2 separate regions of the Homo sapiens genome follow, and region 1 is linked to region 2. A link is a loop called in an ENCODE intact Hi-C map of the cell type or tissue named here. Cell type or tissue: heart left ventricle. All regions are shown on one strand. Links, peaks and the distances in the headings refer to the core of each region. The heading gives the core; the rest is flanking DNA. Region 1 overlaps FBXO21 (F-box protein 21). Region 2 overlaps FBXW8 (F-box and WD repeat domain containing 8).

What was found. Hi-C counts contacts between places; a loop is a spot of excess contacts. Peaks named below come from ENCODE experiments on the same cell type or tissue, not always from the same donor. Only the 100,000 strongest peaks of a DNase experiment are listed, where the experiment ranks them.
Region 1: it touches region 2 in a loop (13-fold over the local background); 55 of 110 quality-filtered maps call a loop at or near these places.

The regions. Positions count from the first base shown.
Region 1 is chr12:117,149,195-117,154,569 of GRCh38, reverse strand. The region is part of intron 11 of FBXO21 (F-box protein 21); the gene reads left to right. Among named protein-coding and RNA genes, the nearest start is that of FBXO21, 39 kb to the left of the region's middle. In heart left ventricle, for the core only: a CTCF peak has its summit at 3,278 (motif pointing right); DNase peaks (open chromatin) are centred at 1,546 and 3,309; H3K27ac peaks cover 329 bases.
Region 2 is chr12:117,022,780-117,028,154 of GRCh38, reverse strand. It overlaps FBXW8 (F-box and WD repeat domain containing 8), which reads right to left. Exons shown (of 11, transcript NM_153348.3): 9 at 3,835-4,008; 10 at 651-761; 11 at 1-127. Among named protein-coding and RNA genes, the nearest start is that of TESC, 74 kb to the left of the region's middle. RefSeq lists enhancers at 2,440-2,975, 2,976-3,511, 2,831-4,030. In heart left ventricle, for the core only: CTCF peaks have their summits at 2,243 and 2,448 (motif pointing left); a DNase peak (open chromatin) is centred at 2,464; H3K27ac peaks cover 854 bases.

The DNA of each region.
Region 1 (5,375 bases), core at 291-5,290, 130 kb before region 2:
ACAAAAAAATTTAAAAATTAGCCAGGCAGAGTAGTGTACACCTGTGGTCCCAGCTATTCAGGAAGCTGGGTTGGGAGGATCACTTGAGCCTGGGAAGTGAAGGCTACAGTGTGCTCTGATTGTGTTGCTGCACTCCAGTCTGGGTGACAGAGTGAGACCTCATCTTAAAATAAAAGGCTGGAAAATAATGATTATTGTCAGTTAATCAGAAACTGAAAGGATCCCCTGGAACAGCAGCATCAAGATAAATGTTTGTTGAAACTGCAGGTCGCTTGCCCTGTCTCAGTGTGATGGGGATGGTGTAAGGGGTTTCTGTGCTCCCTGTGGCAGATGGAGGCACCAACGGTAATGTTATTTAACTTTTGAAGCTGTGTCGAATATAAACAATCTCTAAAAATCAACACATGATTTGGACATTATTGACTGATTCACTGGGCCACTGGTGCCAGCACAAGTCACCTGGTAAACGCTTGATAGCCTACAACAAATGGCGTTCACAAGAATAAATGAGCATTTTCTTTTCAACAACACCGTGGGCCAGTGTCTATGGCTTTACCACATGGCATCATTATTCACTGTTTAGGGTTGGTCTTAAGTATTTGGTTTTAGGGGTTGTGATATGTTCACTTCAGAAGTTGATCTCTAATCATATCTAGGTAAACATGCAATGTAAGGTTTAGTCATAAAATTGTCATTACTGAAAAAATTAATATCTGCTTGTTGGTTTTACCATCTGTTAAATTGAGATGGAACTAAATGATGGGTAATGTTAGCAAATTGGCTTCTTGAATTTAAAACGTAGAACTTCAAAGCTGTTCCTACACTATGAGAGTTCCCGTCTTCTGCCGGCGGCTCCATCAGCGCTGTGTCAGCAAGCGCTTCCTGAGGGACTCGGAGTCCTGGGCCAAGGGGCAGATCTCCCCCAGCATGCCTGATACGTGGCTGTCTTCAGGGTCCTCCCTCTCCAGGGGACTCTCCTCTAGGCCTTCATCTCCTTCCCCCTTGGGGTGTCTGTGGATGTGCTGGTGACTCCCAAAGCCGTGTTCTCTGGGCTCTTCTCTGGGCTCCGTGCCCACCTCTGTAACAGCCCCCGGGCATGTGTGCTTGGAGGGCTCTCAGGGGTCTTCTCTCCAACATTGTTACCCCGACTCACTGAACCCATTGTTTTAACTCGATTATCTCTGTAAAGAAAGAAAAAACATGAACTCATTGTGCCCCCATACCCCCCTTGCTCCTGCCTGCCCCATCTCACTAGTGACACCACGTGGGGGCCGTGTCTTGCTCTTCTCCCCTTGCCCTCGCGATACATCTGTCTACACACCCACTGCTGTCTCCTCATGTGTCTCCCATTTCCATTCTGGTGGTCTCTGCTTGCCTACTTCCTAACTGGCACCTGCCTCCCGGCCTGTCCCCAACCGGGCATTTTCCTTAGCAACAGCAAGAGGATCTTCCTAGCGTGTCCCTGGACCGGGCCACTTGCTGCTTGAATTGACTGACCATCAGGAGTTTCTCATCGGCAGGCAGTGCAGAATGCTTTACCAGGCCCTAGGGATCTGGCCTTCCCCTTACAGCCCCAGCACGGTTCCCACGCCTGACATACTCCAGCCCACTTCCGTTCATCTTCTTTGAAGTCATCATTCTTGCTCGCACGTGGAACAGTTAAAAGAATACATCAAATACCCCCATTTACCCTCTAGTCAATTCAACAGTAAATGATTCCCATATTTGCTTTATCTATAGAGATTTTACTGTTTTCCTGCACCATTTGAAAGAATATTGCAGACATGACCTAATTATGTCTGAGTATAAGGAGATTCCTCTGCATAACCAAATTACATTATCACACCTAGTAACAATTATTTTATAATATCTAATAGTTTTCAAATTTCTCAATTGTCACAAAATAACTTTATGCCTATTTTTGGCTTGTTTCTTAAAATCAGTATCCAACCAGAATTCATTCACTGCATTTGGTTGTTTTTTTTCTCTTTAGTCTCTCTTATTAAAGACAGTTCCTCATTCTTCATTTTTTTTCCCCCCTTTTTCATATGACTTTGACTTTTTGAAGAATCCAGACTGGTTGTCTTGTAAATTTTTTTTTTTTTTTGAGACAGGGTGCTCTGTCACCCAGGCTGGAGTGCAGTGGTACAAACATGAGTCACTGCAGCCTCAACCTCCTGGGCTCAATTGATCCTCCTATCTCAGCCTCCCAAGTAGCTGGGACTGCAGGCATGCACCACCACACCTGGCTATTTTTTGTGTTTTTGTAGAAATGGGGTTTCACCATGTAGCCCAGGCTGGTCTCGAAGTCCTGGACTCAAGCATTCTGCCCGCTTCAGCCTCTCAAAGTGTTGAGATCACAGGTGTGAGCCACCGTGCCTGGCCATTGTCTTGTAAATTGTATAACATTTTGGATTTGCCTCATTGGTTCCTTAACTGTATGATGTCTGCCAGCTGGGAGTGAAGTCTGAGTCCTGATTAGATCGGGATAAGAATTCTTGGGGAGGATACTTCACATCCCTCGCCCCGTGCTTCCCACTGGGTCTCATCAGGGGCCCCCTGTGAGTGATACTGAGTTTGGTCACTTGGCTAAGATAGTGACTCACTATTTCAATTAAGAAATCCACGTGGTCACTCTGTAGCATCCTGTAAAGATCCTGTTCCCCAGTGACCTTGAACATCATGGTTTTAGCACTTTTTGAATATCCTTGCCTAAATCTTTGTATGAGAATTGCCGAGTGGTGATTTTTCCACCACTGTTATTCTCTCTACTTCAATGAACAAGAGCCGCCTTCTTCCTCCCTGCCTCTCCCTTCCCCCTCCCTCTCTCCTCCCCTGCCCTTGTCTCTGCCATAGATTCCTGGATTTTTATTTATTCAATGTGTTATAATCACGTGGGACAATTTTATGCTCACATTTGCCCATTTTTAGCCAGTGAGAGGCCAAATTTTAAAAACACATATTAAATATTTTTTGAACATTTCTGGGTTAATGTGTTTTTATGAAATGTATTTTTTAAACACTTTTCTTGATCTAAATTTCCAGCCTTTGGCTCCAATGATCCTATTAGCCCAGGTAGAACCCATTCATAATGCTTTTCTAATTACTAGCTCTGCACGGAGAGTTGAAGAGTGAATTAGAAATCACATACATATATGACATCTTCAAATAGTTTTAGTTTGTACAATGAAGAGAATTCTTTCCCCGGTGTGTACTCTCTCACCTAAACCCTAATGGGATGTCCGGCATCTTGCATGTGTGTAATGTTGTGTTCCCACAAGGGGGCGCGCTTTGATACTTTCATGGCCCTGGGTGGGAGAGTGCCGCTCCTGTCCCGCCTCCTTCTGGACTTCTCGGAAGCTCCGAGTCTAGGTCAGCCGCCGTATTGAAAGGCCAGGAATTCAACTACCATGTGAAAATCTCGTTCTTAAGTTTTGTCTGTAATGGTAAAGCACCTGTACAATGCTTGGCACATGGCATGTCCTCGACAAACGTTGGTTCCCTTTTCCATAACTTATTTGATGCTTCCAAACTCAACTTTCCACCCATACAGTCCTCCCCGCCCGACACACACACACACACACACACACACACACACACACACACACACACAAACTTATTTGATACTTCCAAACTCAACTTTCCACCCATACAGTCCTCCCGCCTGACACACACACACACACACACACACACACACAGTCCATGGCCAGCTGTACCTGCTGGCAAGTGTGGTGAGGTGAATGGGGATCCCCTGCATGGGGGTGGGGTTGAGTGTTAAGTGGCACAAACATGTCAGAGGATGCTTTGGCTTTCGCTTTCAAATTGTAAAAATCTCAAGCACACATTCTCTTCCAGCCTAGCAGTTCCACCTCGATCCCTCCACACGTGTACAAGGAGGTCTTTGGCCCCTTTGTTAAAATAGCAAGACAATTGTCATTCACAAGGAGTCTTCTAGTAGCCTGGGGTCTATGCAGACTGGAATGAATACTAAGCTGCAATTGAATAAGCCAGTTGCGGGTGAGTGGTTAGAATACGTTTTGTTTAAGTACACACACATAAAGCAGTACTAAATTTTAAGTATACTTAGGGTATCTAGCTGCCTATGTGTGTGCTCACAGGAGGACTGCAGCGACACACTGGCACCGATGGTGCTTTTCTCTTGGAGAGGAAGACCGGATCAGGACAGGACAGGTGCCCACACAGGACTCATGGGTAGTGTTTCCATAGTATTTATTCATATATTTTGGGGTAGCTGAACGTTAAAATAAGCAGACAGATTTCTCTGAAAACTTGAAGAGAATCCAGGAAGATTTCTCAGGATTTTTCAGAACTTTTAAGTGGTGCCTGGTTCATGTTTTACTCAATTAAGTTTTGTGTTACTTAGATTTATCATTTTTCTTACAAGTAAACTTTGGGAAAATCTTCTTAGTGGATTGGCATTTATTTTTCTTTCATAATACATAGTTGCCAACTTCATTATGTTGTTAATTTTTTCCTGTTCTGCTTCTTAGCAAGCTAGGAGCTCAGGCCAGTAAATGCACCAAATCCAGTCCTTGCTCCTCTCTAACAGCCAGGAGTGGGGCTGGGAGCACCCTCGAGGACTGTCATTTACTTCTTGCCTGGTTTCCCACCGTTCCTGCCTGGACTTCTCATGCATCTTGTTCTGGGCCCATGTTCAGAATTCTGTGTAGTAGCTGTTGGGTCCTGTTGCCCTGGCACATCTGTGTTTGATAACCTGAGTTTCCGCTTCTTTCCTCCTCCCAACAGAAGCCGAATGTTACCAACACCAGGCTGTCCCTCGATAATACATAGAAAGGAAAAAGTGGAGGAGAAGGGAACAATGCTGAAACACAGGGCTGGGTCTCTGGAGCAGGGCTTGTCAGCCCAGCACTAGTCACATGTTGGTCAAGATAACCGTTTGTGGGGGGCCGTCCTGTGCGTTGTAGGGTACTTAGCAGCACCCCTGGCCTCCACCCACTGCAAGCTGGCAGCAGCTCTCAGTTACAACCAAACATGTCTGCAGGCCTTACCAGATGTCCCTTTAGTAGCAAAAGAGCCCCCAGATGAGAACTGCTCCAGACGAACTGGCAACAAAGCAGTTATTCTAAACTACCTGCTTGAATTCTGTGTACTTCAGATACCTATGTCCTGTTTACCAATGACAGGTAACAGTGGTTCCCTTAGAGCAAAGGGGATTTTTGTCTCGATGGTATTCCCAGCTTCTTTACCCTCTACTATTTCTGTGCAGCTCTGCAAGAAAATCCAAACATGGCCAGGCGTGGTGGCTCACACTTGTAATCCCAACACTTTGGGAGGCCAAGACAGGAGGATCATTTGAGCCCAGGAGTTTGAAAACAACCTGGGCAACGTAGCAA
Region 2 (5,375 bases), core at 206-5,205:
AAAGGCCAGTGCGAGGTCGTAGTAGTGAGTGGCCATGGCGTCACAGGATGAACGGCAGACAGGGAGAGGGCTCTGGAAGGCCAGCTGGTCCACCGCAAACTCATAGGCGCGGATCAGCCCCCGGTGTCTAGAAAGAGCACAAAGATGGTGACAGGTCAGGGCTGCCTCGCTGGCCCTCACCCCAGCCGCTTCTGTCTGTGCAGGAGGCGTTCGCCTGAGACCAGATAGAGGTTCAGCTTCACAAACGCGTTCTCTGGGCACACAGCGTCAGATACTCACAGTCCCCGGCTTAGCGGTCAACGTGGGGGTGCACAAGTCCGATGGGCGCAGTGAGTGTCACAGGGCAAGGACTCAAGAGGGCGGGCCTTGCCCCTGACAGGATTCTAACCACAGCAGGCCCCTCAGCATACGGCTTGCCCTCCCTCTCTGTACAGCCGACAGCGTGGACTCGCCCCACGGGGCTGTCCTGCATCAGATGCTGGGTGCTCAGTACAGGTCAGCATCCACGTTTATGTTTCCAATTCGCAGAAAGGCAGGGCCCTGCCTGAGGGTATAGCCCATAGGGTGCAATGTGTCACGGCGGGGGGGGTGGGGTTCTATACATCAGTCAAACTAAGATGGTCTCTTACTCGCCCGGCCCCACCACTAACCTCCTGTGAGTAGTGAAGCTGTCCAGGTCGGCGTTTCGCATTACCGTCTGGTAAGGCACGTTGGCCGTGATGAGGCTGTGGCTGCTGAATGAGATGTGCTGCACCGGGTGCCTGGAAGGCAGTGGGAGAGAGCTCGTAAGGGGGCGTCCACTGGGCCTGCACTTGCTGCCGCAGGCCTGGGAGTTCAGAGCTGCAGGGGATTCTAGAACCCATAAAGCTAAGCTTCTCTTTCACAGAGGGAACAGGGCCCCCATGGAAGCAGTGTCTCACCTCAGTTCCCGAAGCTCAGGTGAGCAGGCCACGCTTTGGGCATGACTTTGTAAACAGGTCTGCATGCCCCGTACGCATGCTGGCATCTGCCCCCACAACCTGGTACATTCCAGACATAAAGGGCACACCCTACTGCAGACGAATCAGCCACATGCAACAGAGACTGGCCCATCGCTGCCTCCCTGGGCAAGTCCCTTGAGCTTTCCCAGCCAGGCTCTCCATCATCTATGGAGCACTGGGGGCACGTTCACTGTTGATCCATGAAGGTGCCCCCCACATCCTGCTCATAGGGCTGCAATGACACACGTACCCTGGGTGGTGAAAGCACGTTCGGAAAATCTTGGAACAAAATGGTTCCAAGTCTCTTGAACAGAGGTTTGCGTTCATTCTGAAACTTTCATGCAGTACCGGCTGTGGTCACGGCACTGAGCTAGGAGACACTGGATTAAAAAGATGTCTCATCCAGGTGGATGCCTGGCCCAGGGAGAGCCCTAGCTAGTGAAGAAGGTAAGATGCAGTCCCAGAAAACATGACCATTGTTTCTGTAGCACGAGCGATGTTACAAGCTACAAAGAATGTGTGACCCAGAGTTAAGTGCTGGGAGGAGCAGGAGGTGCTGTGGGCTGGGAGGGGTGCACAGGAGGGGACGAGGCCTGTGTGGGCTGGGCCAGGGCTGCTCTCCTTGACTAAAGCAAAGGATTCTTGGAAGTGAGGGAAGCTGGGAAGCAGTCCCTGCCTCCCTGGGGTTGGGACACCCACAGAAGGAAAGTGTTGGTGGACCTGGCATGGGACCTGGAGGATGAGAAAGACCCGGGAAGGGAGGGCAGGCTTGGTGGAGGCCTGCAGCCTGGAGGACTGAAGGAAAGTGTTGGTGGACCTGGCATGGGACCTGGAGGATGAGAAAGACCCGGGGAGGGAGGGCAGGCTTGGTGGAGGCCTGCAGCCTGGAGGACTGAAGGAAAGTGTTGGTGGACCTGGCATGGGACCTGGAGGATGAGAAAGACCCGGGGAGGGAGGGCAGGCTTGGTGGAGGCCTGCAGCCTGGAGGACTGACGGCACCCTGTCAGGCAGGCGAGGACCTGGGCTGAAGAGACTGAAGCGGACAGCGGGAGGTACATGACAGTGACCAAACAACAGCCAGACTGGGGCCTGGCAGCAGGCACTGCAGGTGAGGCCTTGAGCAAGTCAGTGAGTTCTGGGCAGGAGACCATGTGTCTGTCAGCCTTGTGCTGGTGAAAACAGTGACCACGTGGGGGACAAGCCTGGACCGCACAGGGACAGAGGCAGTGCTGGGACAGGGCCACACCTCTGGGGAAGGCCTTCCTTAGCTAGGCTTCATCTCAGTGGCCTGTCCCAGGGAGTGAAGCTTTGCTGAGAGAAAAATGAGATCTACTGGAGTTGGGGGCTGGCAGCCATCCCTGAGGACCTGGATGGCTGATCCAGGGTTTTCCTCAAAGGCAATGCTTCCGGGAATTTCAGTGCGGGAGTTTTAGTTGCCGTTTGGCACCACCTGGTGGCAATTCAGTGCATCACCATTCAGAAAAAGGGCCGAGGCGCCCTCAACAGGCACAGCCACAGCGAGGGGGCGGGCCAGGCAGTACCCAGGGCTCTGTCTGATAAAATGTGCCGGCCACAGTGTTTGCCAACACTGCCCTCCAAGGAAGAAGCCCATTCTGCATGTAACCCTGCCGCCTCTTGGAGACACCTGTCAAATTGCTGACCTTGCACTTCCATAAAGACCATGTCGCTGCTCAGAGGTTGTGTTCTCAGAGGTCGGTTTACCTTGATTTGCGGTAAGTGGGGAACAAATCTTAGTTCCTGTGGGAGGGCCTTGCCCTGTTTCTGCTCTTCTATGTTGTCATGCTCAGAGGCCACTGGCCCAGAATCATCTCGGTTTTGTAGAGATGGGGTTTCATTCTGTCACCCAGGCTGGAGTACAGTGACACAGTCACTGCAGCCTCAAACCCCTGGCCTTGAGAGCTCCTCAGTCTCCTGAGTAGCTGGGATTACAGGTGAGCCACGTGTCTGGCCGAATGTCTCTTCACAGTGGTGCTGAGGGCAGCAAGCGAGAGGGCCGGCTGCCTTTCTCCCCACCTGTCTCAAACGCAGGGTCTCCTGTTCGAGGCCTGCAGGGCCAGGTAGAGGTGGTGGCAGGTGGGCTCAAGTCAGCTCTGATGAGCCAGCCCTGGGCTGGGCTGCTGCTTTGAAGGTCAGAAGCAGGCTCACTGGAAATGTCTTAACCAGTTAGGTGCCACTGGCGTAAACCTACCTACCTCTGTGACGCCATCAGCCTGTGCTTAGGATAGTATTTATTTATATTTTGAATAGTGGTGTTAAAGGTGGAAATGACAAATTCCTCCTTCGTTGGAGCCTGAACCCCTTCAGTCCTAAGTGCTCTTCTCTGTAAACAGCATGAGGAAAGTCTAAGCAACGGGCAGAACCATGGTTACACATGACGGACTCGAGTGGAGGACAGCAGCTGGGCCAGCCCTGCCTTCCACCTGTGGGCAGGTGGGGTGTCACATCCTGGTCTAGCCCAGCGAGCTTCCTATGTTTTTGAGTTCCCTTTTCTGTTTATTAAGATGGAGAAATCCTAAAATAATCAGAATAGCACTTGCAAAAAAGTAGTTTCATTCTTAGAGAAAGCTGGGCCTGGCTAATGTAGGAATTGTGGCGATCTGAATGATGTCAGAGACAGGAACTGCATCCCCACTGACCAGCGCCATTTCCAAGCCTGTTTCCTCCTCTGCAGAGCGGTGCTGGGACAGCAGCTGGCTCCTAGGGTCACAGTAAGGATTCACCTGGCGAAGCCGGGGGGTAGGGGGCATTTAGCACCGTGCCTGGTGCAGGCTGATTAGTGCTGCCTTCCCTGTTCCTACTAGGAACTCCCAAGAGTGTCTAGAATGCACCTTACCCGGAATACACCTCCCACAGCTTCTGGTTCATCCGATAATCCCACACGGACACCAGGCCTTCCTCGCCTCCACTGACGATCTTCCAGTCATCCATCTGCACAGCAGAGACCCTGAGCTGATGGGCGGAGAGCGACAGGGCGATGTTACCACTGCGGAGGTCGTGGATCCTCACCCTGGACAGGCCCAGGAAGAGCAGAGAAGGGAAATGGGGTTAGAGTCAAAGCTTCAAATGACAAACTCCCCCTCCACGGTGCTGGTCTATGCACAACACTGCTATGAAAAACTCCTCAGCTGCAAACAAACATCGATAATAAGGACATCAAGCACAGACTGTCAGGGAGGACCCACACGGTCTCATCTGAATGGTTTAAAAGCACATGGAGCAAGAAAGACGCAGGCCAAGGACAGTGGCTGCCCACTTTACCTGCTTAACAGGGAAAAGCCACCTGCATGACTGCATGCGCAGGTTGGCCTGAGACGCCTGTCCCAGCAGTAGGTGTACTGCCCAGCACAGTAATTTTGCTGTTGGTAAAATAACCTGTTAAAGGCAAGAGCTACAAAGCCAGACACCCCAGATCCTAACCGGGTGAGGACCCGGTTAGGAAAAGAACACTTTTTGGGTATTTCACTTGACTTTGTAAGTTCATTGCTGTCTTGCTGGAACTGAGAAAGGGAAAGCCTTTATCCTTGATAAGCACAGCAGAGCGGGGATAAGGGTGTGTGTACCCTGGGCAGTCACTTATTGAAATAATTACTTGCCTTATAATAATCCCCATTTCTTTAAGAACCTCTTTAAAAACTACTTTTTATGTATGTGGAATTTTTCACGAGGATAAATTAGATAATGGGACAGAAATCTCGTATCCACTACAAACACCACCCTACTTGGTTTCTACAATAAGCCAAAGGCTAAAAGTAAATCAAATTCATTACATTTAATAAATGTAAAGATGAGCTTAAGAGACCCTGTGATGCAAGTCGAAAAGGAAAAGACAGTCCCTGCCCTGAAAAGAAAGACCCCAGCATCTAGCAAGGAACAGGACAAGCACAAGGATGTAAGATTAAAAACGCACGTCTGACCCAAAAGCTGTGGAGCGACAGGATTCTCTGAAACATGTCCCGTGCCCTGACTCTAGTTATGCAAGCATGCGCACACACGTCAATTTTCCAAGTTCTGAGGGAAAATTATTTTGAACCAACAATTCTATACCTAGCTTAGCTACCAAGTGTGAAGGCATAATAAAGAAAGACTTCTTTTTCTTTAACAGAAAAGGACTCAAAGTGAACTACCTGTGGATACTCTCTGAAAGAAAGTGGCATAGCAAAATACCAGAACAAGAAGACAGATGGCTTAAGTGGGACCTGGTGTGTCTGCTGGGTCCATGGAGGCACACAGGACAAACCTTCCTATTAACAAGAAGAGCTGCCCATGGATCACAAAGTAAAAATATATGCTATGCATGAAAAACACATCTGTAAAGGAGGATGAAAAGATGTTGCAATTTTAATGCTAGAAAAGGCAGAGTAGTTCAAGGCAAAA